5 separate regions of the Homo sapiens genome follow, and all the other regions are linked to region 5. Evidence: chromatin contacts called from ENCODE Hi-C or POLR2A ChIA-PET data. All regions are on one chromosome and are shown on one strand. Each heading gives the region's core, a stretch centred on a gene start or an enhancer-like site at or near the end of the contact. The rest is flanking DNA. Distances are from core to core; before and after follow the strand shown. Region 1 overlaps SORBS2 (sorbin and SH3 domain containing 2). Region 2 overlaps FAM149A (family with sequence similarity 149 member A). Region 3 overlaps LOC105377582 (a long non-coding RNA gene). Region 4 has its middle 17 kb from the start of MYL12BP2. Region 5 holds the start of SNX25 (sorting nexin 25).

Region 1 (5,753 bases), core at 2,515-5,014, 520 kb after region 5:
AGATGAAGGAAAAATAGACACAAATATAGTATGGAAGCCTGGACATAAACCAGGGATTTCAGAAATAGAAGCTATGGAGATGCATCCGGGAGGAGGGTCTGTTTTAGCACATTTGGGCATGCATCTTTAAATAGGAGACACATTTCTGGAAGGAACATAGGGTCCTGTGGGTAAAGTATTGGGTTGCCTTGTTTTATATTTACTTGAGGCTATTACAGAGAATCAACTACAGTGTAAAGGGAGAGCAAAACCAAGCGAGTTTGGATTTAGGGACATTAAGTACGCTTTGAACAGATCAGAAGCCCTGGACAGACGCCACCACAAAAGCAGCAGCATCTGGAAGTACACGTGCTCATCTCTTTGTATTGCTTGGTGTGATTTCCATGGCTACTAAACGAGTCATTCACTTCAACCTACATTGATGTGATCAAAATAGTTTCATCAGAGCAAATTCTCATCCCCTCTGAAGAGTGGACAGATTCTTAAGGATTGTCCACGTTTGTATTAACGACCCTATTGCTTATGCCGTCACAATTACAGCTAACCAGATAGGTGCAGTCAATGGATTTTGTCAATGATTTACCTTCAAAGTAACAATACTCACATACAAGTAGAAGTTAAAAGGATTTCAATAAATTTGGTAATTGACTTTTTAACTATACGTTTGTGTCAGGCATTTATACTTAGCAAATCTTATTTATTTCAATGTATTTGATTGTTCTGAAATCAGTGACAGGTTAATAACTTTGTTATCAGATTACTAAATTAAGCTTTTATCAGATCATGTTTACATTAAAAAAGAAAAGCCTGAAGACATTATTAACTTCATTTCAACAAGCTTCTGTAAATAAATAGGCTTTCATTAGGAAACCAGCCCTATTTATCAAGGTTATTAAACCATTTTGTAACAAAAAGCATGATTTACAAAAATGTCCCATGATTAGGCTTATTTTATTTTGATACGACCAGGTTTGCTACACATTTTAACATAAATCAAGATAAACAGCTTGTTCAGAAAAAATAAAGCTTCAGAAAAATGCACCTTAATCACTGTTTTGAGTTACTGATTAATGTTTGTCCCTGAATCTGCTCCAGACAGATTTTATGTTTTCTTTGATGACTTTCACTGGAATATGGTTGGCTTTTATGATTAAACCCATCCTTATGGTATAATCCTTGACTAGGAGTTAGACATTGAAAAACACTTAAAACTATACATGGTCAATTTCTTATAATTGATTTTTTTCAGTAAACTCATGGAGAATAACTTTTGTGGTGATTATTAGAATGTTCAAAAACATATTTCTATTGTGAAAACCCAGTGCTTGCTTTCTGAGTCTGCGGGTCTATCCAGCCTGCCCAAGAACTCGATTCAGCTAAGGTTCTCCCTTCCATTATGGAGCCTGGAAGGTTTTATGCAAAACCAGTGACTGTGCTCCCCGAGAAAGTCCACTGAGTAGCGTGCTGGACAGAACCTGACCAGGACTCCATGCTTTCAAGCTCTGGTTCTACCGTCTGTTACTTAGGCAAATGTTTTCACCTGACTGTAGGGTTGATTAAGGCTTTTGGCTTGCCCCAAAAACCCCTGTATTTCTGGATGGGAATCAGTTGGAAGTATTTTGCTAGGGTCCTGTCTTTGCCATTCCATCTAGCTCTAGTAATCTTGATGGCTCTTATCTCTTATGCTCTGGATGAAAACTGGTAATACTTCTTTCTCCATTTGTTTTGTGTAAGCATGGTGGTCGGTAAGATGATTTCTGGTGAAGCAGCAAAACCACAGGCTCTTGTTTCTAAATCTGGTTAACTGAATGCCTTCTGTGTTCACCTGTCATCACAAAAGGATGCGCAGGAGCACTCATTATTTTAATCGGAGTCGTTCCTAATTCTAAAGTTAATCATGGCGATTCTCAGATCAGGGAGAAAATTAATTAAGATGCAATGCTATTTTCTTCTCTCCCAGGGTGACATCTCCCAGGTTTCTCATTAAATCGCCCATTTAGTGTTTGGTTTCAGTGCTTTGGAGCCAGGCAGACCAGATGCAAACCCCAGCTGCATGTGCCATTTGCTCCCTGAGGGGCAGAGATGATGGCCTTGCTGCCAGTGGCATCTCCAGCCCTGGAACTGTGCTGGGTGCACACGAGGAGCCAAATGCATGTTTTCTGAGGGGAGTAAGTGGAAGAATGAATGAAGTCAGCCCTTCCATCTCTTCTTCCTTAGCTGTCAAATAGGATGACAAAATACCTATTTGCCAGTGGTTGTTGTGAGGATTAAATCATAGATGTAATGCATTTAGCACAGTGAATGGGCACATGAGAAGAATTCTATAAATGGCGGTTGTTCATCTTCCTACAGGAAGGGCAGATCTCTGAGTCATAGAAATTGCTTCTTATTTCCCACTTTCCTTTATTTCCTTATGTGGTGAAGTATAAGTTCCACTGGTATTCAACAAGTAAAACTCTTGTTCAGGGTAATGTGCTACTAACTTTTAAGTCTGCATATTTTAAAATGAGAGAAAATCTAGTTTTTTCATTAACTTTCTACTCATCTCTTTCTGGGCCCGCTCAGCAAATCCCCGGTTTCAGAGGACTGCCCTGTAAGGAACTATAGACAGGGTTTCCATCCGTATTTCCATTTTCTGAATAAGTAACAAGGGGAACTAGACTCTCAGGGCCTCCTCTGCCTGCTTCGTCCTTATGGAGCTGATGTGGGGAGAACACTCCTCACTGTCCAGTCTAGTGATGACCACAGTTCTGTAGCCACGTGGATCTGTGTACTCGAGGTCAGTTAGTTCCAGAAAATCATCCAGTCTAACATTTGCTCAGATTCCCTAATTTCTACTCTGTGAAAGACAAGGAATAGTACAGCTCTTCAGTTTCCTGGGGGAGTGCTTCATTACTTTTCCTCTTTTTCTTTCTACTTAGTCTAATGACTCAGATTCCAGATGGTTCTGCCTAAGTTTAGAATTATCATGATCTACTTTGTAGAGAGAAAAGAAAACATTTCTTGTACAGTACAACTTATGTAATTTTTTTTCAGGGAAGTGAGAAAAATATAACACGCAGTGTAGAAGAACTTTTGGCTCTAACATTAGATATCAATGTTTCGTATTCTGTCATTGGGGTGTATTGTAATTTACTTATTTACTGTCTAATTCCTTCTGTAGCTAGTGAAGTTTACATTTTCTTTTTTCTTTTTTTTTGAGATGGAGTCTTGCTCTATCGCCCAGACTGGAGTGCAGTAGAGCCATCTCGGCTCACTGCAAGCTCCGCCTCCCGGGTTCACGCCATTCTCCTGCCTCAGCCTCCCGAGTAGCTGGGACTACAGGTGCCTGCCACGGCACCTGGCTAATTTTTTGTATTTTTAGTAGAGACGGGGTTTCACTGTGTTAGCCAGGATGGTCTCGATCTGTGAAGTTTACATTTTCAAAGAATGTTTTAATGATATGGAAAAATATTCTCCAAACAATGATGTGCAAGTACAAGGTACAAACCAGGAAAGTGTAATTCTAATTTTTTTTTTTTAAAGGTCAATATACTTTCTTTTTTTTTTTTTTTTTTGGAAAAGAAATATTCCTAATAATTCATTTAATCATCTGGAGAGTGGGTTGAAGTTTTGTAAAATTTAATTTCTTCATTATAGACTGTATTATTTTAATAAAAGCTTTTCTTTGGTGTCACCCATTGTGTGCAGCACTGAGCTGGGGCCCTGGAGCTCTCACTATTGTCCATCTGGCCGCACCACTGTCAGCACTGCTTTCAATGAACTGTAACAGAATACTGATGACTCAGCATTTCTGCTGCTGACAGGAAGTCCTTGAGCGAGTCTCTTTGTAGTTCCTCCAAGAAAGGATGCTCAGGCACTCCTTGGGTGAACAGCTGCAGGCCATGGAGAGGACAACCGGGTTGCAGTAGTAAGTTTGCACTGGGCTATCCCAGAGCTAGAACAAGGGAACAGGTCAGCCCCTAGAGTCCCAGAGGTCACAGACTTGGGCAGGTCCAGGCGTTAAATGCAGCTGTGCCTTTGGAGCTGGACATCCAGGTACCTGGCTGCCTGCTGGGAACAGGTGAGTATGTATCAGCCATTGTGAAGCCTCAAAAGGCTGCAGCCTGACGTAGCTGCAGATCAGGCTGTACCCAAATTGCATTGTTACTGATGAAATAATTTTTTAAAAAACCAATGGTATCTATTTGAGCATTTTCCTCATGGACACCATTCAACAGAATGCTGTTCTCGGGGAACAAATGACTCATGCAAATGACTATTTTCTAGGTTTTTCTCATGGTCAAGCAGCCATGATCTTTTTATAGCTTTATTTTATTTTAACTCAGTCCCAATGGTTAATTTAAATCCTTTCTTTCTTTCATCAATGATACAAAGAGCTCACTTTACTACAGTCTCATCTTGACAGAGTCAAATGCAGAGGCTGTAAGGCTGCCCACCTGAGGAGGAGGAACTGGAACTTAGGAAAACAGCTCAGATGCTTCATGCAAATGAGGAAGCTCAATTGGCTTCTATTGAAAATACCTCACGCATCATTTTCTCTTGTCTCTACTTGCCAAAATATTTATAAAATATCTTTGCCCTGCCATACCTAACTAAGCCTCTTGGAATTTATTTTTTCAGTGAGATTCTCTGATGCAATAACCAAGCACTGGCTTTTAGAAAGTGTTCTCTCCCCCTCCCTCCCTCCCTGCCTGTCTCTCTCCCTCCCTCCCTGCCTGTCTCTCTCCCTCCCTCCCTGCCTATCTCTCTCCCCCTCCCTCTCTCCCTGCCTCTCTCCCTCCCTCCCTGCCTATCTCTCTCCTTCCCTCTCTCCCTCCCTCCCTGCCTATCTCTCTCTCTCCCTCCCTGCCTATCTCTCTCCCTCCCTGCCTATCTCTCTCCCTCCCTATCTCTCTCCCTCCCTCCCTGCCTCTCTCCCTCCCTCCCTGCCTGTCTCTCTCCCTCCCTCCCTGCCTGTCTCTCTCCCTCCCTCCCTATCTCTCTCCCTCCCTCCCCGCCTGTCTCTCTCTCTTCCTCCCTGCCTATCTCTTTCCCTCCCTCCCTGCCTGTCTCTCTCTTTCTCTCTCTCTCTCTCTCTCTCTCTCTCTCTCTCTATATATATATATATATATATATATATATATATATATATATATGTCTGTTTCTCTGTCTCACTCTAGATATACAATCAAATCAGTGTGCAGATGGAGGACAAAGAGTATCACAAAATTATTATTGTAACTTGTGGATAATAAATTTCAAAATCTGATGTCTGTGCTCCAATATCTGACCTCCTTTTTTGCAAAATATGCACATGTGAAACCTGATTTACTACTGAGGAAGTTAACCCTTTCCTTTTGAAAGTAATGCATCAGTAGAAGATGGAAAGTTCAGTGGAGATGGGTGATCTTCTCAATTATGTGCATGAGAATAAGTAAACTCCCAGGCATTCCGTCACTCTCCAAAGTCAGAACAATCAAGAGGACACATCAGGCTTTAGAAAAACTCATTCCCTTGGAAGATAATCTCAATAGCATGTGTGAATAGGAAGAGCATCAAAGTGTGACCGAGAGAGTGTCAGAGAAGAGTCACCTATTACAAGCATGATCATAGTACTTAGGAAAAAGTAAGTTCCAGGCTTATGTGGATATTCATATAGATATTTTCCAGGGTTTTAGAGGTTCATGATTTCTCAGGGAGACCAAAGTGCCTATGTGACTGTGAGGGGTTATTAGTCCTCTGGGTTCTGGCTTTACTCAGAAATAGCCTGG
Region 2 (5,773 bases), core at 798-3,297, 940 kb after region 5:
CTGGCTAACATGGTGAAACCCTGTCTCTACTAAAAATACAAAAATTAGCTGGGCGTGGTGGCAGGCGCCTGTAATCCCAGCTACTCAGGAGGCTGAGGCAGGAGAATTACTTGAACCTAGGAGGTGGAGGTTGCAGTGAGCTGAGATCAATTAGGTAGCCTTATAATCGAAAGCAAAAGCAAACTTTTTAAAAATGCATTTTAGAGTGGTGTTCTAACTAGAAATATTGAAAGTTGAAGTTTTTCCTGATTCATGACCATATCTTATGTTAATATATGTTTTATTTGTAAGGGAAAATAAGATTTCTATTGAAGAACAGAAGTTGTTGATTATTAAACATCAGGAAGATATTTTGACTAGAGGAAGTAAATGTTTTAAGCGGTTCATTGAAAGGACATTTCAATGATTAACAGGAACTGTGCTACACCAGTTAGGCTTAATAGTTTATTTAACATCTAGATATTTCTTCTGTTTTAGTTCTTCATTAAATTTTAATATCTTCTAACTCTTGAAAACTCAGTATACCCACAAACAGCAATGCTAGATTAAAGCAAGTTAGGTGTCTGTGTGGCTTCTGAGTCTAAAGAATTTGATGTTTCTTAATTAATATGGGATTAATGATTTTTTTACTGGAGGAGTGGTTGGGTTTTGTAAGTAAGTCCCTTGTCCCTGGTCAAGGGACAACTGGGACCTGAAATCCCTGAAATACTGTGAACTGTTTGGGGCAACTTTTCCTTCTCTGGCTGAGTCACAAAAAGTTGATGTTGTCTTCAGTTCACATAAAGGTACATATAGGTTAATGGCAACCTTGATTTTAAGAAAAAGAAAAATGATGACATCCTAAGTCTCAGTTTCATCAGGATGGGGTGTGTGTGTGTGTGTGTGTGTGTGTGTGTGTGCGCTCATGCACAGGTGGGTTTGGAGGGATGTGGCAGAACGAGAGGAGCAACTTTGTATAAAAGAGAAATTTTAAAAGTCTTAATGAATAAAACTATATTATTACATTAGGGAGACTCGTCATGTTTTATTTTATTTCCAGAAGAGGACTGTCAGAAGGACGTAGAAGGCACGGTTTTACTGTGAGGAGCAAAGATTCTTTACCTACGCATTTTACAAGAAATGTGCAGAAAGCCATTGATAAATATACCTGGTAAGAATTCACCTTGCTTCAGATTACAAAATCACAAAATGCCCGTAACAAATGTGGGAAGGAAGTTAGTGACTGGCCATGAATTTCTAAAAGTAAGATGCAGTTTTATTTTTAACCTAGTGTAAACATCACACTGTAAAAATATTTCAAAATTAGTATACTGTGAAATTAATAAATATATTTAATGAAAGAAAGAGGAAGCAGGCTCAGAAAAGTGAAGCCACTTAGCCATCCAAGCCCTTCCAGCAAATGTGATTTCTTTGCTCATGTTCATTCCTGCAGCAAATCCTTGTCATCCTTTTCCTCCAGCGGAAGCCATACACCCACGGGAGCCCACACCTCTTGGTCTGGGTCGGCCACACAGAGCTCTACCACCGGCTCATCCACGGAGAGGGGCTCCGTTTATTCCTGGAGAGATGACGTATGTCTCAGAATATTTTGGATAATCTTGTAATTACAGTTTATAGTGAAGAGTTGCTTCCTTATATTCAAAATTATTTTTACCAATTATAAAAGCATGACCTATTGCATACATACATGTACATACATGTAAAAGCATGTACATGTTACATGTGAAAATAATAGATCACGAACCGTGGAGGAAAACAGAACTCCCTCGTGACCTTCTGGCCCCGTCTTAGCTGCCCGCAGTTTTCTTGTTTCCACCCTGCAGCCGGCTCTCCGGGTGTGTGCTCCTTGTGACTTCTTGGATGGTATCCATGGCCGGAAATTCAGGACTTGAATAAGAAAGAAATGCTGGAAAAGTAAAAGCTGTGGCAGCCACTGTGATTAGAGAACTCCCCGCCAGTATTCCCAGTCGGATATTTCACCTTCACCCCCTACCGCTGGGGGCGCTGTTGCCTCTGAACTGCTTTTGTCTGTGTGAGCCTGGGATTCTGGCTGGGCGAGCTCTGCCTCCACTGCTCCAGCTTGCTCAGGAGCTCACTGGCTCCAGTCTCCTCCCTCCCCCTCCCTCCAAGGGTCTCCGTGGATCCCAGGACACAGCCCTCCTTTTTAAGGCCCACCTGGCTGCAGCACCTTGGGTGTTCTGTTTTACCTCGTTTATGCTGGGTGTTTTGTTGTTGTTGTTGTTGTTTTTTGCTTGCTTGCTTTCTCTCTCTCTCTGTCTCTTTTTTTTTTTTTTTTTTTTTTTTGAGACGGAGTCTCGCTCTGTCGCCCAGGCTGGAGTGCAGGGGCGCGATCTCGGCTCACTGCAAGCTCCGCCTCCCGGGTTCACGCCATTCTCCTGCCTCAGCCTCCCGAGTAGCTGGGACCACAGGCGCCCACCACCACGCCCGGCTAATTTTTTGTATTTTTAATAGAGACGGGGTTTCACCGTGTTAGCCAGGATGGTCTCGATCTCCTGACCTCGTGATCCGCCCGTCTCGGCCTCCCAAAGTGCTGGGATTACAGGCGTGAGCCACCGCGTCCGGCCTTTTCTCTCTTTTTTTTTTTTAAGACAGAGTCTTGCTCTGTCACTCAAGCTGAGGTGCAGTGGTGCCATGTCGGCTCACTGCAACCTCCGCCTACCAGGTTCAAGCAATACTCCTGTCTCAGCCTCCCGAGTAGCTGGGATTACAAGTGTGCACCGCCATGCCCAGTTAATTTTTGTATTTTTAGTAGAGACGGTGTTTCACCATGTTGGCCAGGCTGGTTTCGAACTCCTGACGTTGTGATCCGCCTGCCTGGGCCTCCCATGGCATGAGCCACTGCGCCCAGCCTCTTTGCTTTCTTTAAAAGTGGTTCCCCACTCCCACTGCACATGGGAATCCGCTTCTGTCCGCAGCTGTGCAGCTGTGATTCTCAGGGGAGCCGGCAGGGCAGGTGCACCGAGGGGGTCTGAAAGGGACTCAGCTCAGCACTGCTAGGAGGACCTTTCACGCACGCAGCTCCCTTACTTAGGGGCAGCTGCCTCCTTCCTCTCCCTTACGCCCACTCACCACCATCCCTCAAGCCCGCCTTCCTTGGTAGAAGGCTGAGCACCACTGCTTTACTCTGTCCAAATTCTAGGATTCTTTTAGTACAACGTTTAATGGAATTACCAGGGAAATTCGTATAACTTCCATTAATACTCAGGCCTCACCCTAATAACCACACTTCTTAGGATAACTAAGGATTTTTTTTTCCAGTTCATTGATTTAAGGAGATTAATGGCCTTTTCTACAAAAGTAATTTTCTTTTCTGTGGTATCACCAGAAGAAAAAAAAATCTTGTATTTTGCAGGTGTGCTTAGGTGTGTCAGGCACAGCTCTGTGAGGAGCTGCCTGTGTTTGCAGACATACAGATGTGGACGTGTCTGTGTGTCTACGCTGATGTCTGTGGCAGTATGAACACGTCCATCTATACCTCTATCTATGCAAATTCTTGAGTCTCATAACTTCCGTGGCAGAAGTTTTCTCTATTTAACAGTAAAAGAATCCGAGGCTCAGAATGAGATGGCATTTCTCAGAAAGGTAACAGCTAGAGCACAGGTGTGTCTGACTGCAAAGCCACCATCTTTTTACCAAGTGATGCACCCTCCTACATAGTGGGTGACAGTAAATGTATAAGTAGCGTTGATCCAGAAGCCCGCAGTTCTGTAACTTGCAGTGTTGTAACCAAGTGTGCATTTCTGTTTAGGAATTTGACGAAGCCAGTTCACAGTCAGTGCAGCGGTTACTCTGGGAGGTGGAGGAAATGTTATTTGAAGGGAAAGTGAACCCTCAGACCCAGAGTCTGCTGGCCGAATGCGGGGAGTGGACAAGAAGATCCCTCCATTTGAGGTGGGACCTTGGTGGTGGAAGTTCTCTGGGGTGGGTTTTCCAAGCACCCACCCCTGACCTGCCTCGATACATTCAGTACATTTGGTGTGAAAGTGCCTGCCCAGTCAGAATATGGATGCAGAGCGCAGTCCTTCACTGAGAGATCACTTTCCTCTTACGGCGTCTGAGGAAATACTGAGACATTCCAGTACTCAAGCGCCTTTTAATTTGTGAGAAGCAAATTCAGGCCATCCTGAGAAGGGCATGACACATATACGAATGCAAGAATGGTGGAGGCCACCTCTTACCTTCACATTCACTGTGTGTGAGCAGCACATGTCTGTCTTCATCACAGAACACAGCGAGGGTGGGCAGAGATGATTTGCTGAACGGCTGGATAGATGGGTCTTCCCATCTCACCCATTCCTTATGTAGGGAGGAGCATGTGTTACTTTTCATATCAAAGATGGAGAATATGGATTGGGTATGAAGGCAAGCTTTTCTTTTCTTTTTGCTTTTTTTTTTTTTTTTTTTTTTTGAGATGGAGTCTTGCTCTGTCGCCCAGGCTGGAGTGCAGTGGCGCGATCTCAGCTCACTGCAATCTCAGCCTCCTTGGTTCACGCCATCCTCCTGCCTCAGCCTCCCGAGTAGCTGGGACTACAGGCACCTGCCACCACGCCCGGCTAATTTTTTTTATTTTTAGTAGAGACGGGGTTTCACCGTGTTAGCCAGGATGGTCTTGATCTCCTGAACTCGTGATCCGCCCGCCTCAGCCTCCCAAAGTGCTGGGATTACAGGCATGAGCCACCGCGCCCGGCCAAAGGCAAGCTTATCTTTCAGTCACTCAGCCAACGTACTGGGGGACAGTTTATCAAAGTTACCTGAGTTCCTGTGGATTCTGTCTGGGGAGAATGAATCAGAACACTCATGTAAATGTGGCTGGATTTCCTGGTTACATTCACTAGGTAACTTTTACAGAAATCTTGACCAACTAGGGTTGTTTTTTTTTTTCTTTTCAACCCTTAATAAGCCACCTGCCCTAAAGAGTATGATATGTCCACTAGATACTAGTTGTGGATACTCACTTTTCTGGGGATGATCACTCACCAGAAATTCGGGAGCTCACACTTATTCTTGTCACTGCTGTCTTACATCATTGATAGAAATGGAGGGAAGGTGGGAAAAGATTGTCAGGTACATAAGCCAAGTGTGCATATTTATATATTTGTATTCTTGTTATGTTTGTGTTTAACTGTGTATTAGTTAATATGTATGGAGGGCTTCTTTGTGCCCAGTGTTGCCTTAGACACCTGAGTCTGTCATATATGATCTCTAAGCCATTCATCAGCCCTGCAAGGTAACCATTATTATCCTGTTTTGCAAATGAAAGACAAACAAATGAAATTAGCCTGAGAACCTTGCCTGAGACTGAGTCAGTGGAAGAACAGTCTGGCCTAAACTCTCAAAGTCACACTTCTGTGATGCGTGATGCTTCCCACGTTCCCATACACATCTTATCATACACATGCCTTCAAAATCATTGTCTCCTACTTTTAAAATCTCCAAACATTTTCCCTTTGTCTGATCAAAAATGTCAGTAGCTTCTCTTTGACCTCGCAGAGTATTAGGAAGACAGCTGATCCTGCCCACTGACAAAGGCGTCCAGCATTTCCAGGGCAGCACTCCTGCCTCCGCAGTCCACAGACCCCCGCTCAGTGCCTGCGGACACAGCAGCAACATCAGAGAGTATGTTCAGATAAGTGACTCTCAAAAAGTATTGTTAGCTGTATTTTAGTTATACTTTTTCATGTTTATCTCATCTATAAGCCTTGGCTCCACCCATTTTGGAAATTTAGATTCTGATGAAGGGCAGGTACAGAGA
Region 3 (5,113 bases), core at 2,217-4,716, 930 kb before region 5:
CACTAAGTTCAGCATCAATATGGTGACCTTCTGGGAGTGGGGAACCACCAGGTAGCCTAAGGAGGGTTGAACCTGCCCAGGTTAAAATAGAACAGATAAGAATTCTGTGCTGATAAGTAGTGAGATCCAACCTGTAAATAGCCACCACACTCCAGCCTGGGCAACATAGTGAGACCTTGTCTCTAGAAAAATAAAATAAAATAAACCTTTTTAAAAAATGAATCTAAATTCACATGTAACGATACCTTTCTTGGAGATTGTTTTACTTGAGAGCTGGCAACATAAGTTCTTGACTTTTCAACACAGAGTTCCTCTAGTTTCTTTTACAGTATTTTAGATCACTGCTTTTCAAATGTTAATGTACACTGGAATCTCCTACAGATTCTGATAAAATGCAGATTTTGATTCAGTAATTCTGGAGTAGGCCTAAGATTCTGTGTTCCTCAAAGACTCTCGGATGATGGCCAATGCCACGGGTTCTTAGACCTCACTTTGAATGGCAAGATTTATATTATTCATTTTTTTCTAACTGCCCGCAAAACACTTCAGTGCAGTTGTTAAAATTATTTTTGTTGTTGCAACTCTCATGTTACATACAGGAAGCTTCAGGAACCCTGCTTGGCTGATGATCTCAGCTCCTCTTAGCTTTGGAGATGGGGTTGGAGTTATCCAGCCAGTGCATGCTCTGTTGGAGACAGTGCCACATGAGGCCCTTTCTAAGACAGACAGGGGCACGGTGACAGGGAGACACTAGTGGGAACATTTCTATATGGGTCTTTAATGAATCAAGAATCTGGTTACTGTTTAAAAGAGTGTCTTGAATGGATTTGTCAGAAGAGCCAAGGAGCCTCTGTTTGGAACCGTTCTCAAATGGCATGATTGTAGTATAAGGCAGGGAGCGTATGAATGGCTTCTTTTCAGGAGAAGAAAAAGAGCAAGGGGATTGAAGTAATGGGGAGCCTCTGGGCTCATCTTTCAGCTGAGTCTGCCCAGCTCTCATTAGCGTACCCTCCTTATAGGTATGAACTGAAAAGGGAAGTTGGAGGGTTGTGTCTATGGAAGGGACTAGGGGACCTGGGGAACTGAGGACCAGGAATTACAGTCTCATATTCAGTAAAGGACTCAAAAGTCAGTGATCCAAGTAATGACCAGAGAATATTAGAAAAGGAAAAACAGCCAGCTGCATTCTTAGATGTTATTAGAAATCAAGGCATGTATAGCTGAGGGGTGCTCAGAGACTCTCTGGTTCTGACCCTGTGTTTGCAGATAAAGAAACTAACATTCAGGAAGTTGGATGACTTGCTCAAGGTCATAAGATTGGGTAGGGCTTTTAGCTGGCTTTTGAACTCGTGGTTCCGAGCTCTTTGCAGTTGAACATATTTGTTGTTTCTCGCATCAATTAACTCTAACACATTTAATTAGATATAAAAACTGTTCCCATGGATTAAATTCTGTTTTTGAAATTGTGCGGGCAGTGCCCTGGAAAAAAAAAATCAGCAATAAAGGCCATAGCTATGTCCCCAGAGCTCAGCTGTGGCACTTGTGGGCAGCTACATAGTTTGAAGTTTGAACAAAAGTTTTCTGAAAAGGAATTTGGAGGAAAGACACTTTCTTACAGTGAACAGTTTGCAAACTGGGGAGACACTGTCTTCCTGTATAAGGAAGGTGTGCATTTCAGAGAACAAAGAGAGGGTTTGGCTTTTGTAGGTTCTAAATCAGGTCTGTTTATGCAAATAAATGATTCAAACTTGCTTAGTTCTGATTGATCAATGCAGCTGAGTTTTGATTGGTTGACACAGCTAGGCCCTGATTGGCCAAGGTGGGGGAGCTCTGATTGGTTGGTTCAGGCAAGCTCTGAAAGTCCACAGTTAAACATAGGTGTAGGTTTCCCCAGAACTCAGAGTACATCTGTGACCTCTAGCCAGCAAAGGGCCGCTTGGCTCTGTTATAAACGTAGGCCCAGTTAGCAGCTCAGGATCTATCTTGAAGGATTGGCTCTTTCAGGTGCACATTTGTTCACAAAAGCATGGTTGGCTTCTTCACACAAGGACAGGTTTCTTCACAGAGAATCAGTTACACACTCCTGAGCATATTTAACTCCCACAGCCCATTAAGTAGATGATAATATTCTTATTTTACAAATAAGGAAACTGAGACTCGGAATAAATAAATTGTTGCAGTTCACGCATTTGCACCGAGATTCAGCCCCAGGCCTGCCTTCTCCCACTCCTGTGCCCCTTCCACCCACTGCCTGGCCCCCACCCTGCTGTTTCCTGCTGGGTGTGCCGGGAGCACTGACCTGGGGCTCTGGGGACAGGACTCGGTTTTATAAAGTGCTGGGAGAAGTAGGAGAATTCAGAGGGAAATGGGATCTGATGCTTGGATTATGGGAGAAGCAAGATAAAAGGATGCTAAAGGCAGGAGAAGCAATGGGAGAATGTCTGCCTGGTGTCCCGTGGTCCCTGTGCAGCTGCTCCTCTCTATTGTTTCTGTGAAGGGATCATGCAAGGTACTTTCCAGCCACTGTTTTAGACTTTTGTTTTTGATGAGCTGGAACAGCAGCAGGTAGGTAGGTGGTGGGGGCCCTCTTTTTCACTTTTCTTTCTCTCTTTCCTTGTCGTGAGCTCAGGGGCCATAAGCCACCCGTTCAACAGCCAAAGGATGAAGCAGATCTTGGCAATGTTACCATTTCTGTAACTACTGGAGGCTTGCTGCCCTTTGACAGACTGGAGTGGAGCGCTTCAGGGGAAAAGCAGTACCCACCAACACCGTGGCATCTCTGCTCAACGCTGACCATCACGTTGAATTTCTGTTTATGTCTGTAGTAAGATAATCAGCTGGAAAGCAGATTGCTATTGAGAGGGTTTTCTGGTTTTCTTAGTAGGTCAAAAACCAAATTAGATGACCCACATCATAGGCCCGGATCAGTTTAGAAAAATCCCTCCAGTCCTTCAGTGGCATCCTTAGCAGGAGGTTCTGACTTGGAGGAAATGGACAGCCTGCATTTTCTGGAACTGAGAGGTTGCAGGAGGAAGGGAAAGAGAGGGAGATCAAGGATGACAAAATCTGGGATTTCAGTTTATCCCTTCTCTGAGGACAGAAACAGCTCTCAAGCAGGAAGAGAGAGGCTTTAGAAATACCCAGATCAGTGAGCCTGGGAACCTTGATTGTCCACTTTTCTGGGCAGAGGAAGGGGAAGTTTCTGGTCCCAGAGAATTCCAGCTCAGCACCACACCCAAAACAGTGCAAGTGGATGACAGTTAAACCCAAGGCGGGGCTGTAGGGTGCAGGGGCCTGCATGTCGCACCCTGGAGTCCTGACAGTTTCCCCGAGCCACATGAAGGGCACACAGCCATACTGAGATGCCTTGGCACACAGAGATCTCAGACGGCTTCAAACAAGCCTTAGTGTGAATCAGTCATCAAAACCAGAAAACACTTTCCGGGTCCTCAGACTCCACCGTGGTCTGCAGTGCATCACCCCAAAAGGCCAGAGGAGGCCAGTCACACCTCAGAGGGCAACAGTGCAGGAAGCGGCCCAACCCAGCCGCTTTGTTGCACAGACTGGCATGTCAATACAGGATACAAACTGGGCCTCACTGTCTGCTCTGCCATGAGTTTTCCTAAGCCACACCTCTCCTCTCTAACTAGGGTGAACAAACATCACCTGCTCTACTGGCATAATTATTAATAGTGCCCTCTTTCTCTCTCAAACACATCTCGGATTGATCTGACCTGAGTGGTTAAAAAATAAATATTATAGAATAAGATGCATGCTGTAATTCCAAGTAATAATGAGAAAAAGCTCACCTATGTGTGCAAGGTTCCTCTATGCAGGGAGCATATTTGGAAGGACACTGCTAACCACGGTTACCTGAGGATGGTTTGGGGACACGGACAGCACTGCATTATTTTTACACGCATTGCATTCTAAACCAGGCACTTGTTTCTAAAAATGAAAAAAAAGTGCCCGTCTTGGAAGATGATTTGTGATGGTCACTCTATCCAGAGCACAGGCCTCACCTTGCCATGGAGCCGGAGAGGGCAATCAAATCCGAACATCTGCACGTCTCTGCTAAGGGGCTGAGTGTTTGTTTTAAGCTGGAGTAGTTTCTATCATTGCAAACAGACTAAGTTTACCAGCTCATGCTAAACACAGTTCAGTTTGTTTTTCCTGTTACCCCAGTGGGCACAGGTTCATGAGGAAAATTAGAACAGATGCAGAGTCAACATCTGTGCCCATCTGGGGGCAGTGTGAGTGGTTTTGTGAACATGCTGTAGTTGAATTCTGACTTTTGAGAGGTTGATTACTCATTTCTTTCAGTAGACAGAAATCATAGTATTTGTTTGCTGGAGCATGAGCTGCTTTATTTCTATTTTCAGAGTTTCACTTTGGGTCCACAGTGGGGCCTATAACCAATGCTGGAGGTTCTCAGCCAAAGAGAGTGCAGCGGCGCATGGCTGTCCTGCAGATGGTGACAGGTGGGGACTCTGCCCCTTCACTCTTGGAGGTCAGGCAGGGCTAAATGGCTGCAGTCCCCTAAGCAGTCAGTCCTTTTTTTAAAAAGTAAGAACAATGGCCTGTATTTGTTAAACTTTTTTTTTTTTTTTTTTTGGTAACACAAGAAAGGATCATTGTGATGCTGAGCCTCCAGTGCCACCAGACTCAGGGTTCCGGGTAGGCAGGGTCACAGCTGGGCACCCCGTTGTGCTGCTCCAGGACTGGCCCCGTGTCCTGGCCTTGGGGTTGAGTCTCGGGGTTGGCTGCATGCGTTGGTGTGATTTCAGGGCATACACACGGAACGTGCTGCCCAGGTGCTGGGCCCAGGGAAGCCACGTGTCTCAGCCCTGAAGAGTTGTCCTGGCGTTGTGCACAACCTGGCTGGTGGCTTGGAGAGCAAACAGTACCCCCGACCCCACGGGTGTCTGCGGGCACTAGGCCCCACGTGCGGGTTCTCTGGAGTCTCCCAAGCTGAGCATCACCGGACCCAGACCCGTCACAGCCATGCTGAGCTTACCCGTGAGTGACCTTCCCGAGGAAGGCATGGGGCTTTCTGGGGCAGGAAGCAGGGGAAGAGGCTCTCAAAACAGCAGGAGATGGGAGCGCGCTGTCC
Region 4 (5,911 bases), core at 1,680-4,179, 880 kb before region 5:
AAGTACTTTTAGAAAGCAGTGACATTCATTTGACAAAAAAATTTAATGTACAGTGATTTCTTTCACTTACTGCTGTTGACTTTTCATAAAAAGATAATCTAAGGTCCCTTCCCTCTAGGATGTATTTACAACCTCCTTGGGGAGTCAAACATAAAAATTAAATAAGAGCTATGGAAGGATTACACCGATATAATTAATTTTAAAATTAGATTGAGAGCAAAAACATTTATTGAGCATGTACTATGCTCCAGGTACCTGCATAGGCACTTTTATTTATTCCTCTGATTGAACTGTCCTGTAAGGCGTGGGATATTATCTGCATTTTACAAAAGACAGCTCTAGGCTCAGAATGGTTAAGTAATGACAGGGTTCAGGACATGCTACCCCAAACTGTGGTACCTTGACACACTGAATATCTTAAGCTGAAGGAATCTGAGAGATGGCACGTGCAAGAAGCTCCCTCTCACCTTTCCCCTCACCTTGCCTGCTGAATCAGGTCGTAAAACCTAAGAAGGATTTTCTGACCTTCTCCTGAAGCAGGTCATCGTAAGACCCTCCTGTGAGCGGTGCCCTCCCTAGACCCGGAGAAAGGGAACATCCTTATTTCTGAAGACAAAGAAGAAGCTGAACAAACAGGCCTTGCTCAGTTTCCCCCAGTTTATTCCCATCAGACCACACTCTTTCCCCAATCACGTTTCCGCACACCTGGCCACTTCTCGTCAAACCTGTTGTACAAAAGAAGCCAGGCTGAACTGTTTCTCTGGGTCATTTCCTTATGAAGGTTCCCGTGTCAAGTAAAACTTAGATTAACTAAATGTGTATACTTTTCTCTTCTTAATCTGTCTTTTCTTATATGGGCCTCAGCCCTGAACCTGAGATGGGCAAGGAAGATACATTTCCTCCCGTACCGTGACAAAATAAGTGTCTTCTCGTTCAGAGTTTCCGATTCCAAATCCAGGAGTCTTTCCACTACATCAAACCTAATGGTAAATATTCAAGCATGTACAAAAGAAAGATCCCTGTAGTTGAGTGCATCCAGAGAAGCGCCTTGGCTCTCCCAGTAGTACTGCTCTGACCTGAGGAAGAATAAGGCCTTTATAAGCACAACTTGGCTGCATTCCACTGGCATAAATCCCAATCAGACAGTCAACCCCCTTCCGCATCCCCATCCTCTGGCCTTTTGAGAAAAGGGATCTGCCCTCCTAAGGGAATGTTCATTTTGCCACTAACAGGGAGCTCTCTGAAAAACGCTGTTTGCTGTCCAGTCACACCTCTGTGGAATCTTTTAACACATGGCGATTCTGTGGCAGGATACCTGTGTTGGTTTTGTTTTCACAGAGTGGTCACAAAGCTGAGTTCAAGGTGAGAAGTGAAAACAATTAAATGAATGGTAGCTTTTTCCACATGACTTTTCACTGCAGTGACCCAGCCCGGTCAGCCCCCGCGCCCGCTCGGTGGCGTGCACTTCCCATGACACACACACTCGTGGTATCCATGAGTGCGTGTCAGGAAAGCAGAAGTGTCACATGGACAAGCGAGTGTCAACAAGAGATGTGCCTCCTCTACACATCATGTGGTTAATGTCCAAACTCACTCATCCCACAGTCACGTTTGACTCTCAGTTGATCACTCTTTGTTCATGTTGAGATTCAACAGGAAATATTGTTTTTACAGGGTCTGGAATTTTAATGAGTCTAAGGATTCCTGATGGTTGTATTGACTTTATTTGTGGGGTTCTCAAAAGGAATCTCACAGTGTAGTCAACAGCAAGGAGTAAGCATTTTCTTACTTACAAAACCAAAGTTATATGTGTGGTACAAAGATGAGAGACTGGGGCCAGGCGAGGTGGCTCACGCCCATAATCCCAACACTTTGGGAGGCTGAGGCAGGCAGATCACCTGAAGTCAGGAGTTTGAGGCCAGCTTGACCAACATGGTGAAACCTCATCTCTACAAAAAATGCAAAAATTAGCTGGGTGTGGTGGTGCACACCTGTAATCCCTGCTACTCAGGAGGCTGAGGCAGGAGAATCACTTGAACCCAGGAGGTGGAGGCTGCAGTGAGCCAAGATCACACCACTGCACTCTAGCCTGGGTGACAAAGCAAAACTCTGTCTCAAAAAAAAAAAAAAAAAAAAGTGAGACTGGGAGCAGAAAGCAAGCAGTACTCACGCCACACTGCTGGGCAGTGGTGCTTAAAGAAAGCGAAAGAACAAACAAATGAAATACCAGCCTCAATGCAAAAATAAGCTGGAATGGAGGAGGTTTTCCATGCTTTTTGAAAGAGGCTGGGTAGAAATTGTAGTCTTGGGGGTTTTGTTGACAGCAAGAATTTCAGCTTTGCCTTAAGTGTTACTCAGAAGGTGAAATGGATTCAGCCAAACGTTACCATATAAACACAAACAGGCACATTTTGAAAACAGTTCCTGGAGTTCCAGGGAGCTCCCCTTTAATTCATCCCTAGCTCAATGCCGTATAGTTAGTGTTCAACGTCCTTCTAAGAAAAGAACTGAGGCGGTTTATTATTAGTGGTGAAGAACCAATACACAGAAATACAAAGGGTCATAGAAAGACAGTAAGCAACATTTCTGCTACAACAAGAGTCCGTAACCATGCTTTACTCCAGCCTCGGGGCTTCTGAAACCTCCCTAAGCTAAGAAACACAAACACATGTATGTGGGCCCATAATAGATGTAGGTGAGGGCTATAGGTCTCCTCAGCTTCATACCAGGTGGTATGTTACAATGAAAGCAAGTCTCAGACGGAATTCGGCCATAAAATAAACATTTAGAAGCCAGCAGGCTCAAAAACGTGGTACAACCAGTTCTGTAAACTCAACCAAGTACTGGTGCTTTGTTCTGCTGGCACACTGACAGGTGCCTTACATAACAGATTCACTTAAGGCAGATGTGACAGTACTCGAACAGCATGATTTAGCTTCATGTCTAGTCAGGGTCAGGTGCAGGAACCTTTCTATGAGCTGTGGATACAAGTCCTGATTCAAATCCCAAACCAGAGACAGCATTTGGAAGGGCATACATTATCCACTAGGCTTTCTAGGTCATAATACCCTGTTTATGCAAGGAGATGCAATCTGATACAGTGCTTCCAGTCAGCCCATAATATTTTGAACAACTCTTACTTCACCAATGAAAATGACTCCTAAAATCCATTATGCCAGATAGCAAAGCTGTTGGTGTTCATTGAGGATAGAGGAAGTTCTTATAGCTGACTCTCTAGAGCAGGAGCTGCTTCTTCTTTTTTTTTTTTTTTTTTTGAGACCGAGTCCAGCTCTGTCGCCCAGGCTGGAGTGCAGTGATATGATCTCGGCTCACTGCAACCTCCACCTCCCAGGTTCAAGCGATTCTCCTGCCTCAGTCTCCCGAGTAGCTGGGAATACAGGCGTGTGCCACCACACCAAGCTAATTCTTTGTATTTTTAGTAGAGATGGGTTTTCACCATGTTAGCCAGGATGGTCTCGATCTCCTGACCTCCTGATCTGCCTGCCTCGGCCTCCCAAAGGAGGAGCCTCTTAATAGTCTTTCAAATTCCAACAGACCACCCCTGGAGTGTGTATATTCATTCCTGAATAGGGCTCTTCAATATTAACTCGCTGCTCCTGGTTGTCAATTAAAAACCCAGAGATAAATACCACTACCTATGCCAACATTTTTAACCATGAATTGGAACAGTGTAATATTTTTGCTGGGATCTTTGATTGTCTCTTGCCAGAGCCCAGACTGGGGATCCAGGCATACACCTGGGCTCAAGACTTAGGAAAGCCCTCTCTCTTTCCTGGCCTTACAGTCTGGAGTCTTGGTCAGAATCTGCCCATCTTCAAACAGTTATGGCTTTCTCTTCTTACCTGTGCCTTCCATCAACCTTGTGAAGTAGGTGACGGTTACCAGGGTTAGAGTTCAGTTATTTCAAGAGCTTATCAGAGGAATTAAGCAGCAATTTTTTTATTTTTTTGCTTCAAGCTATCAGTTCCAAGGTCAACATGATATCTTGATACTCTTAAATGCTCTGATATTTTTTGATTTGCTGTGAAAGGCACACAATATTAACTCTATTAATGCCAGACAAAATACCGTCATAAATACTACATAGGAAGGGCCCTTGACAAAGACAGTCTCAGTGACCAAACTTTAGAAGGCCCCTCTCAGCCCTCTTTTTAACAGGACTCATCCCTGGACCCAGGCTTCAGCCTGCCTAGTCCAGTTTTAGCAGGGATCCTGCTAAGCCAATTTAGTGAGAGTCCCTCAACCTTGACCTCTGACCACACTGGTCTGCCTTCAGCAAGAATCCTGTTAAAGTCAGTTTAGCAAGAATTCCCCTCCCCTTGATATTTTTCTTGGTAATTACTTCTCTTAATAATTTTCTACCCATCAACCTCCCCAGCCCCCATCTGATACTGACATGGCCTAAAAAACTTGAATATCATACTGCTGGACTGAGTGAGGGTTTTCGAAACTCTAGTTGAGTTCATGAAACTGCTAACCCATGATCAAGCAAAACAAGAATTAATTACATAGGACTGAATCAACTAAAGAAGGAGTATAATTTTTATGGCTTTTTGTTTGGAACATTGCTTGTTCTTAATGTTCTATTTTCTGGACATAAGGAACCCCTTTTCTTTTTCTCTTAAGTTAGCTATAATATGTAACAATTTAGTAGATACATTTCTATAACAAAAATGGAACATTTATCTTTTTTCCTAATCCTTCCATAATTCAGAAACTATTACTGAGTATTTTTATGTTCATGGTTGTATTAGTCTGTTCACACTTTGCCATAAAGAAATACCTGAGACTGGGTAATTTATAAAGAAAAGAGGTTTAATTGGCTCACGGCTCTGCAGGCTGCACAGGAAGCGTGGCAGCTTCTGCTTCTCCGGAGACCTCAGGAAACTTCCGGTCATGTGGAAGGCAAAAGGAGAGTGAGGCGCATCACATACTCAGAGCAGAAGGAAGAAAGAGAGAGTGGGAAGGTGCTACACACTTTCTTTTTTTTTTTTTGAGACGGAGTTTCACTCTTGTTACCCAGGCTGGAATGCAGTGGCACGATCTCGGCTCACGGCAACCTCGGCCTCCCGGGTTCAAGCGATTCTCCGGCCTCAGCCTCCCGAGTAACTGGGACTACAGGCGCCCGCCACCACACCCAGCTAACTTTGTATTTTTAGTGGAGATGGGGTTTCTCCATGTTGGTCAGGCTAGTCTCGAACTCCCGACCTCAGGTGATCTGCCCACCTTGGCCTCCCAAAATGCTGGGATTACAGGTGTGAGCCACCATGTCCAGCTGCTACACACTTTTAAACAACCATATCTCACGATAACTCACTGACCAGCACAAGAGCAGCACCAAGGGGACAGTGCTAAAACATTCATGAGAAAATGTCCCCATGATCCAATCACCTCCCCCTAGGCCTCACCTCTAACACTGGGAGATTACAATTGAACATCAGATTTGAGTGGGGACACAGATCCAAACCGTATCAATGGTGATATACTATTTTATATGGGTTCGATAAGAATCTGTCCTTTTTGTAACAGAACATAATTTTAAAAATTGATTAGATAATCAAGGCTTTGACCAAAATGTTTTATTTGAGAATAAGACATGGGGGTCCATTCCAAGATGGCCGAATAGGAACAGCTCCGGTCTGCAGCTCCCAGCCTGATCGACGCAGAAGACAGGTGATTTCTGCATTTCCAACTGAGAATAAGACATAAAATCACATATGAACAGACAGTTTTGAGGAACTAAGGTTAACTTTATGGAGCCAATGCATATGAAGCCCTCCCGGAAAGTCTGCCTGGTACCTGGATTATGGAGTTCCCAGCCTTACAGGTGAGTCAGGAAGGTGACTTTCTGGCAGGCCAAAGAAACTCAGGATGTTTTTAGGACCTCAAG
Region 5 (5,526 bases), core at 2,897-5,396:
TCAAAAAAAAAAAAAGCAAGAATTTCACTTTCTTTTAAAGTGCTTAATAAAACTGTGTTGGCACCACTTTCCAGGGATAGTTGTTAAACTGTGGTTGGCCCGGCGCGGTGGCTCACGTTTGTAATTCCGCACTTTGAGAGGCTGAGGTGGGCGGATCACCTGAGGTCAGGAGTTCCAGACCAGCCTGGCCAACATGGTGAAACTCCGTCTCTACTAAAAATACAAAAATTAGCCAGGTGTGGTGGTGCACATCTGTAATCCCAGCTACTCAGGAGGCTGACGCAGAAGAATCGCTTGAACCCAGGAGGGAAATGTTGCAGTAAGCTGAGATCACGCCATTGTACTCCAGCCTGGGCGACAGAGCAAGCCCCTGTCTCTAAATAAATAAACAAACTGTGGTCAAAAGTTTATCTTACAAAGGACTTGAGTAGATATTTCTCCAAAGAAAATATACCAATGGCCAATAAACACATGAAAAGATACTCAACACCACTAATTAGGGAAATGCAAGTCAAAAACACAATGAGATACCGATGGCTTTAGTCAAAAAAATAGAAAATAAGGATTGGCAAGAATGTGGAAAGATCGAAACCCTTATGCATTGCTTGTGAGAATGTAGCATACTCAGCCACTGTGGAAAATAGTATGGCATGTTCTGAAAAACTTGAACATAGAATTATATGACCCAGCAATTTCCCTTCTGGACATACACTAAAAGGAAGTGAAAGCAGGGTCTCAAACAGATACTTATGCACCCATGTTCATAGCAGAATAGCCAAAAGGCGGAAAAAACTCAAGTGTTTGTTTATCAACAGACAGATGAAGCAGAATGTAGTAGATACATAAAATGGAATATTATTCAGCCCATGACTTGTGCGCCTCTGGTCCACATAACAACATTAAGATGGTCTGCAGGACAGACAGAATGGAAGATGTATGCCGGGCATGGTGGCTCACTCCTGTAATCCCAGCACTTTGGGAGGCCAAGGTGGACAGATCCTGAGGTCGGGGGGTTGAGACCAGCCCGATGAACCCCATCTCACTAAAAATACAAAAAATTAGCCAGGCATGCTGATGCATGCCTGTAATCCCAGCTACTCGGGAGGCTGAGGTAGGAGAATCTCTTGAACCGGGGAGGCGGAGGTTGCAGTGAGCCGAGATTGCGCCATTGCACTCCAGCCTGGGTAACAAGAGCGAAACTCTTGTCTCAAAAAAAAAAAAAAAAAAAAAAGAATGGAAGATGTACTAATCTTGGTTCAGAAAGACAGAACCAAAAGGATATAGATAGATATATGAGCAGGAATTTATTAGAGGAATTGGCTTACATGATTATGGAGGCTGAGAACTCTGATGATACACCCTTCGCCGGCTGGAGAGCCTGGAAAGCTGGTGGTGTGGCTCAGTCCAACTCTGAAGGCCTCAGAACCAGGGAATAGGATGGCATAACTCTGAGGCAGTAGGCCTGAGAACCCAGGAGGCTGCTAGTGTAACCTGGAGTCTCAACGCCAGAGCCTGGAGTTCTGATGTCCAAGGATGGGAGAAGAGTGTATCCCAGCTTCAGGGCACAGAGGAAACCACCTTTTTGTTCTTTCTGGGCCACAGCTGATTGGACGGTTGCCCACATCAAGGGTGGATCTTCCCTACTCAATCCACTGACCCAGGGGCAATCTTCTTGGGAAACACCCAGAAATAATCCTTTGTCAGTTTTCCAGGTAATCCCAATCCAGTCAAATTGACACCTAAATTTAACCAGTCACACTTTTTTTTTTTTTTTTTTTTTTTTTTGAGACGGAGTCTCGCTGTCGCCCAGGCTGGAGTGCAGTGGTGCGATCTCGGCTCACTGCAAGCTCTGCCTCCCAGGTTCACACCGTTCTCCTGCCTCAGCCTCCCGAGTAGCTGGGACTACAGGCGCACACCACCACACCTGGTTAATTTTTTGTATTTTTAGTAGAGACGGGGTTTTGCCATGTTGACCAGGCTGGTCTCAAACTCCTGAGCTCAGGTAATCCAGCCACCTCGGCTTCCCAAAGTGCTGGGATTACAAGCTTGAGCCACCACGCCTGGCCAACTATCCACTTTTAAGCATGGAATGCAGATCAGGATCAAGAATTTAACCTTTTTTTTTCTCTTCTGTAATATGAGATGAGTAAATCAGAGAATTCTTAGGAAGCATCATGGCATAGCGATTCAATGCACAAGCTCTGAAGCTGGACCACATGGAGTAACAACTAAATCCTAGTTCTGTTATTGATTAGCTTTGCAATGTTGAGCATGTCATCTTACCTCCTGTGCTTCAGTTCCCCGCTGTGTAGATGGAGATAATGGTATCCATCGGGGTTGCTGGGAAGATTAAATGAAGTATGTTTGGTCCTTAGAATAGTATCTGGCACACAGTAAGTGCTGTTAGTTACTATTATGGTGAGCTAGGGCTAAAATTGAAAAATTAATTTAAATTTATCATAAAGAATTCAGAATACAGTCCTCGGCATGTAAATGATCAAAAAACATAGATTTGGTTGTTGTTGATAACAAGCCACTGTGCTTTATTTGAATAATTTGGGTTGGTAGGGTACACTTTGAGGGGCTCCAATTGGGTGAAAATTAACAACTATTTTAGAGGCAAAAGGGCTTCTTCAAAATTAATCATACTGCTTTATTTATTTTATTTTATTTTTGAGACGAAGTCTCACTCTGTTGCCCAAGCTGGAGTGCAATGGCGCGATGTCGGCTCACTGCGACCTCCACCTCCGGGGTTCAAGTTTCACTATGTTGGCCAGGCTAGTCTTGAACTCCTAACTTCATGATCTGCCCGCCTCAGCCTCCGAAAGTGTAGGGATTACAGGCGTGAGCCACCGTGCCCGCCCCTATTTTCTTAAAAAAGGAGGAGAAAGGAAACTGGTAACTTATTTTGATCATCCCCTTGGCATGGCAAAGTCACATCTAGCATGAGGCACTCTTCATTTCTGACTTAGAAGGTTTAAGAAAGAATGAAATGAGGCCGGGCGCGGTGGCTTACACCTATAATCCCAGCACTTTGGGAGGCTGAGGCAGGCGGATCACGAGGTCAGGAGATTGAGACCATCCTGGCTAATATGGTGAAACCCCGTCTCTACTAAAAATACAAAAATTTGCTAGGTGTGGTGGTGCGTGCCTGTAATCCCAGCTACTCGGGAGGCTGAGCCAGGAGAATGGCTTGAACCCAGGAAGCAGAGATTGCAGTGAGCCGAGATCGCCCCACTGCACTCCAGCCTGGGCAACAGAGACTCCGTCTCAAAAAAAAAGAAAAAAAGAAAGAAAGAAAGAATGAAATGCCCATGAATACCAATTGATACTAAAAGCAAAAGCTACATCTGCTTCTTTATTAGTCTTAGCAGTAATTGCCAGTGTTTAAGTAGCATATTGGCATCTACTTAGCAAGCGTTATCTGTATATTACTGGCTGGGACTATGACAGAAGAAAAGGCAAATATATACTCTAAAAATTATTTGGACCACGTTCCTTTGCGTGGCTGATAGCATTTGAACTGAATAGTTGGTAAAAAACAAAAAACAAAACAAAACAAAACAAAAACCAGAAGTGGAGCCAAAGTGATTATGGGCAGCTGCGTGCACCCTGTTGCACCAGGCCGACTTCTTTGGACCTTTCCATAGCTAGGAATTGCAGGCTTCACTTACTCCACCGCACGTGTCTGATTCCTTCCCTAAGGCGGCAGGGTGGGAAAGGGAAGGTCGTTAGAAACTGTGACAGGGAGTCTCGGGAACGGTTGCCTATTTAAATAGCGAGTGAAAACCAGGCAGAAATGTTTGCCGGCTGTAAGCAAAGCGAAGAGGTTACTCGTCAGTGATGAGCGGAGAGGGAGAATTACGGGATCACCTGAGCTCAGGAATTACCAGCGCCGCTGACACCTGCAGCAAAATTTTCCATGAACAGACGGCATCCTGTAGAGGAGGAGGGGAGCGTGGGAAAGAGAGGTGTGCACCGCGCTGGGTCGCGCCCTCTCCCCGTGGGGCCCCGGCCCGGACCCCGCCCCCGCGCTGTGGGTGGGCGCCTCCCGGCTGTCACTCAGCGGCCGCGGTGGCTCCGGGCCCCGCCCGACACGCACTTCAGGGCGGCCCCGCCCCGCCCGCGTCAGGCTGGCCAGGCTTCAGTCACAACACGGTGGGGCTCCCTGGCTGCGCCCGGCCCGGCAGCTACGGGCCCAGCGCCTGGTGGCGGCGCTGAGGGGTCGCCGAGAGGGGCCCGGCGGCGTCTGCGGGGGCCGCTCCCTCGGTGGGCCGCGGGCGAGGCATGAGCGCGGGCTCCCCCTGCCTCCGGAGCGCCGGCGGGGGACCGGGGGGCAGGAGATGTGCCTGTCCTTAGCGGCCCAGGAAGCAGCATGCACCCCGATGCGACCGACAGTGGCGGCGCCGGCCCCAGCCCCGCGCGGGCCGCAGGCGCCGGCGGCCGTCCTGTCTCGGGCTTCAGGGGCGAGCGGCGGCCGGAGTCCCCGGGGGACGCGGAGGCAGCAGCAGCGGCGGCGCCGGGGGCCCCGGGCGGCCGGAGCTGGTGGAAGCCCGTGGCGGTGGCCGCACTCGCCGCCGTGGCCCTCTCCTTCCTGGGGCCCGGCAGCGGGGAGGCGGCGGGGGCCGCGGGGCTGAGCTCCGTCCTGTTCAGGCTCAGCCTGTACCTGAGCTGCGCGGCGGCCGCCTTCCTGCTGGGGATCCTGTTTGCCCTCGTCTGCCGGAGCCCGCGCGCCCAGCCGCCCGACTTCGCCGCCGCCTGGAGCCGGCTGGCCGCGACCTCAGCCGCCCGCCGCCCGCCGGGGGTAAGTACCCGACTCCTGGCCGCCCAGCTCCGCCGGCCCTCCCCGCTTCCGGTGCCAGCTCCCGCGCCCCGAGCTCCGGGGGGCCGCGGCATGCCCTTGTCGAAGCGGGAAGCCGGGAGCCAGGGGGCTGGGCTGCGGGCCCGGCCGTGGACGCGAGCGTTCCCCGGCGCCCGCGCGCGGCGGGCTCCGGGCTCCGGGCTCCGCGCTCCGCGGTGCTGGAGGAGATGCGCGTTATTTACTGGGCTCTGTAGTCACTCGACAACCATCCTCAGTCACAACCCTAAGGGTGTCCCCAGACCTTCGGTGTCGCTTGCCGTGGGAGGGGAAGAAGGGAATCACAGCGTTCGCTACGTGCAGGCTCTGCGCACGGTCCTGGCGATCCGCTTGGTTCTTCTGGCCGTTCTCGGTGGGAGGCAACTTTATGACCGTTTGCCGATGAGGAAACTTGCTTCGGTCCCTGGCCCAGCGCCTCACCCCCAAGCCCGCGTACCCTTCCCACCACCCTATCCTGCCTTCCACCATGCGGATACGTATTATAGTTGTGCAGTCCCCGCTGGCTTCTGTGATTTGGAAGGGGGATGCCAGAAATCACTGGTTTGCAACAAAAGGAAAGCCATCCTCAGCGCGCTGTGGGACACTAGGGCGGGGGTTAGGGAATGTAGGAAAGAACAGTGTTTTAAATGAGCGCTTCTCTTCTTCAGTGCCAAACCCACTGCCCCATC

The links. Hi-C counts contacts between places; a loop is a spot of excess contacts on that map. ChIA-PET counts read pairs that join two places held with the same protein, here RNA polymerase II (POLR2A). Pooled maps may share reads with other maps.
Region 1: a map of sigmoid colon shows a loop between it and region 5 (2.8-fold over the local background). The contact joins the enhancer-like site here to the promoter of SNX25 in region 5. A Hi-C loop is called at or near these places in 1 of 168 maps with a recorded cell type or tissue (sigmoid colon), 4 of 37 single-sample maps with no recorded cell type and 5 of 50 pooled maps.
Region 2: a loop to region 5 is called in a map with no recorded cell type, with 8 times the contacts of the local background. The contact joins the enhancer-like site here to the promoter of SNX25 in region 5. A Hi-C loop is called at or near these places in 3 of 37 single-sample maps with no recorded cell type and 5 of 50 pooled maps.
Region 3: a map of OCI-LY7 shows a loop between it and region 5 (3-fold over the local background). The contact joins the enhancer-like site here to the promoter of SNX25 in region 5. A Hi-C loop is called at or near these places in 1 of 168 maps with a recorded cell type or tissue (OCI-LY7), 12 of 37 single-sample maps with no recorded cell type and 5 of 50 pooled maps. POLR2A ChIA-PET finds 5 or more read pairs at or near these places in 1 of 52 experiments (HepG2).
Region 4: a loop to region 5 is called in a pooled map, with 2.4 times the contacts of the local background. The contact joins the enhancer-like site here to the promoter of SNX25 in region 5. A Hi-C loop is called at or near these places in 1 of 37 single-sample maps with no recorded cell type and 2 of 50 pooled maps. POLR2A ChIA-PET finds 5 or more read pairs at or near these places in 1 of 52 experiments (GM12878).

The regions. Positions count from the first base shown.
Region 1 is chr4:185,726,772-185,732,524 of GRCh38, forward strand. All of the region lies in intron 3 of SORBS2 (sorbin and SH3 domain containing 2), which reads right to left. Among named protein-coding and RNA genes, the nearest start is that of SORBS2, 83 kb to the right of the region's middle. RefSeq lists a silencer at 2,610-2,807. Within about 2 kb of position 3,765, at least 8 of the 41 ENCODE cell types and tissues checked have a DNase peak (open chromatin) inside an H3K27ac peak, as active enhancers do; they include sigmoid colon, where a contact is called at or near this core.
Region 2 is chr4:186,148,134-186,153,906 of GRCh38, forward strand. It overlaps FAM149A (family with sequence similarity 149 member A), which reads left to right. Exons shown (of 14, transcript NM_001395294.1): 2 at 1,040-1,150; 3 at 1,433-1,571; 4 at 3,770-3,912; 5 at 5,512-5,637. Among named protein-coding and RNA genes, the nearest start is that of FLJ38576, 40 kb to the right of the region's middle. RefSeq lists an enhancer at 587-1,786 and a silencer at 1,805-2,000. Within about 2 kb of position 2,048, at least 9 of the 41 ENCODE cell types and tissues checked have a DNase peak (open chromatin) inside an H3K27ac peak, as active enhancers do.
Region 3 is chr4:184,279,050-184,284,162 of GRCh38, forward strand. The region is part of intron 1 of LOC105377582 (a long non-coding RNA gene); the gene reads right to left. It also overlaps the pseudogene RN7SL28P. Among named protein-coding and RNA genes, the nearest start is that of MYL12BP2, 33 kb to the right of the region's middle. RefSeq lists enhancers at 2,417-2,546, 2,587-2,656, 2,677-2,826, 3,777-3,826, 4,227-4,486 and 2 more. Within about 2 kb of position 3,467, at least 15 of the 41 ENCODE cell types and tissues checked have a DNase peak (open chromatin) inside an H3K27ac peak, as active enhancers do; they include OCI-LY7, where a contact is called at or near this core.
Region 4 is chr4:184,328,707-184,334,617 of GRCh38, forward strand. No RefSeq gene overlaps it. Among named protein-coding and RNA genes, the nearest start is that of MYL12BP2, 17 kb to the left of the region's middle. Within about 2 kb of position 2,930, at least 20 of the 41 ENCODE cell types and tissues checked have a DNase peak (open chromatin) inside an H3K27ac peak, as active enhancers do; they include GM12878, where a contact is called at or near this core.
Region 5 is chr4:185,205,452-185,210,977 of GRCh38, forward strand. SNX25 (sorting nexin 25) reads left to right here and starts at 4,147. Exons shown (of 19, transcript NM_001378034.2): 1 at 4,147-4,804. The coding sequence starts at 4,376. It also overlaps a transcript of CFAP97 not described here. RefSeq lists silencers at 3,846-4,425, 4,536-4,695, 4,766-4,955.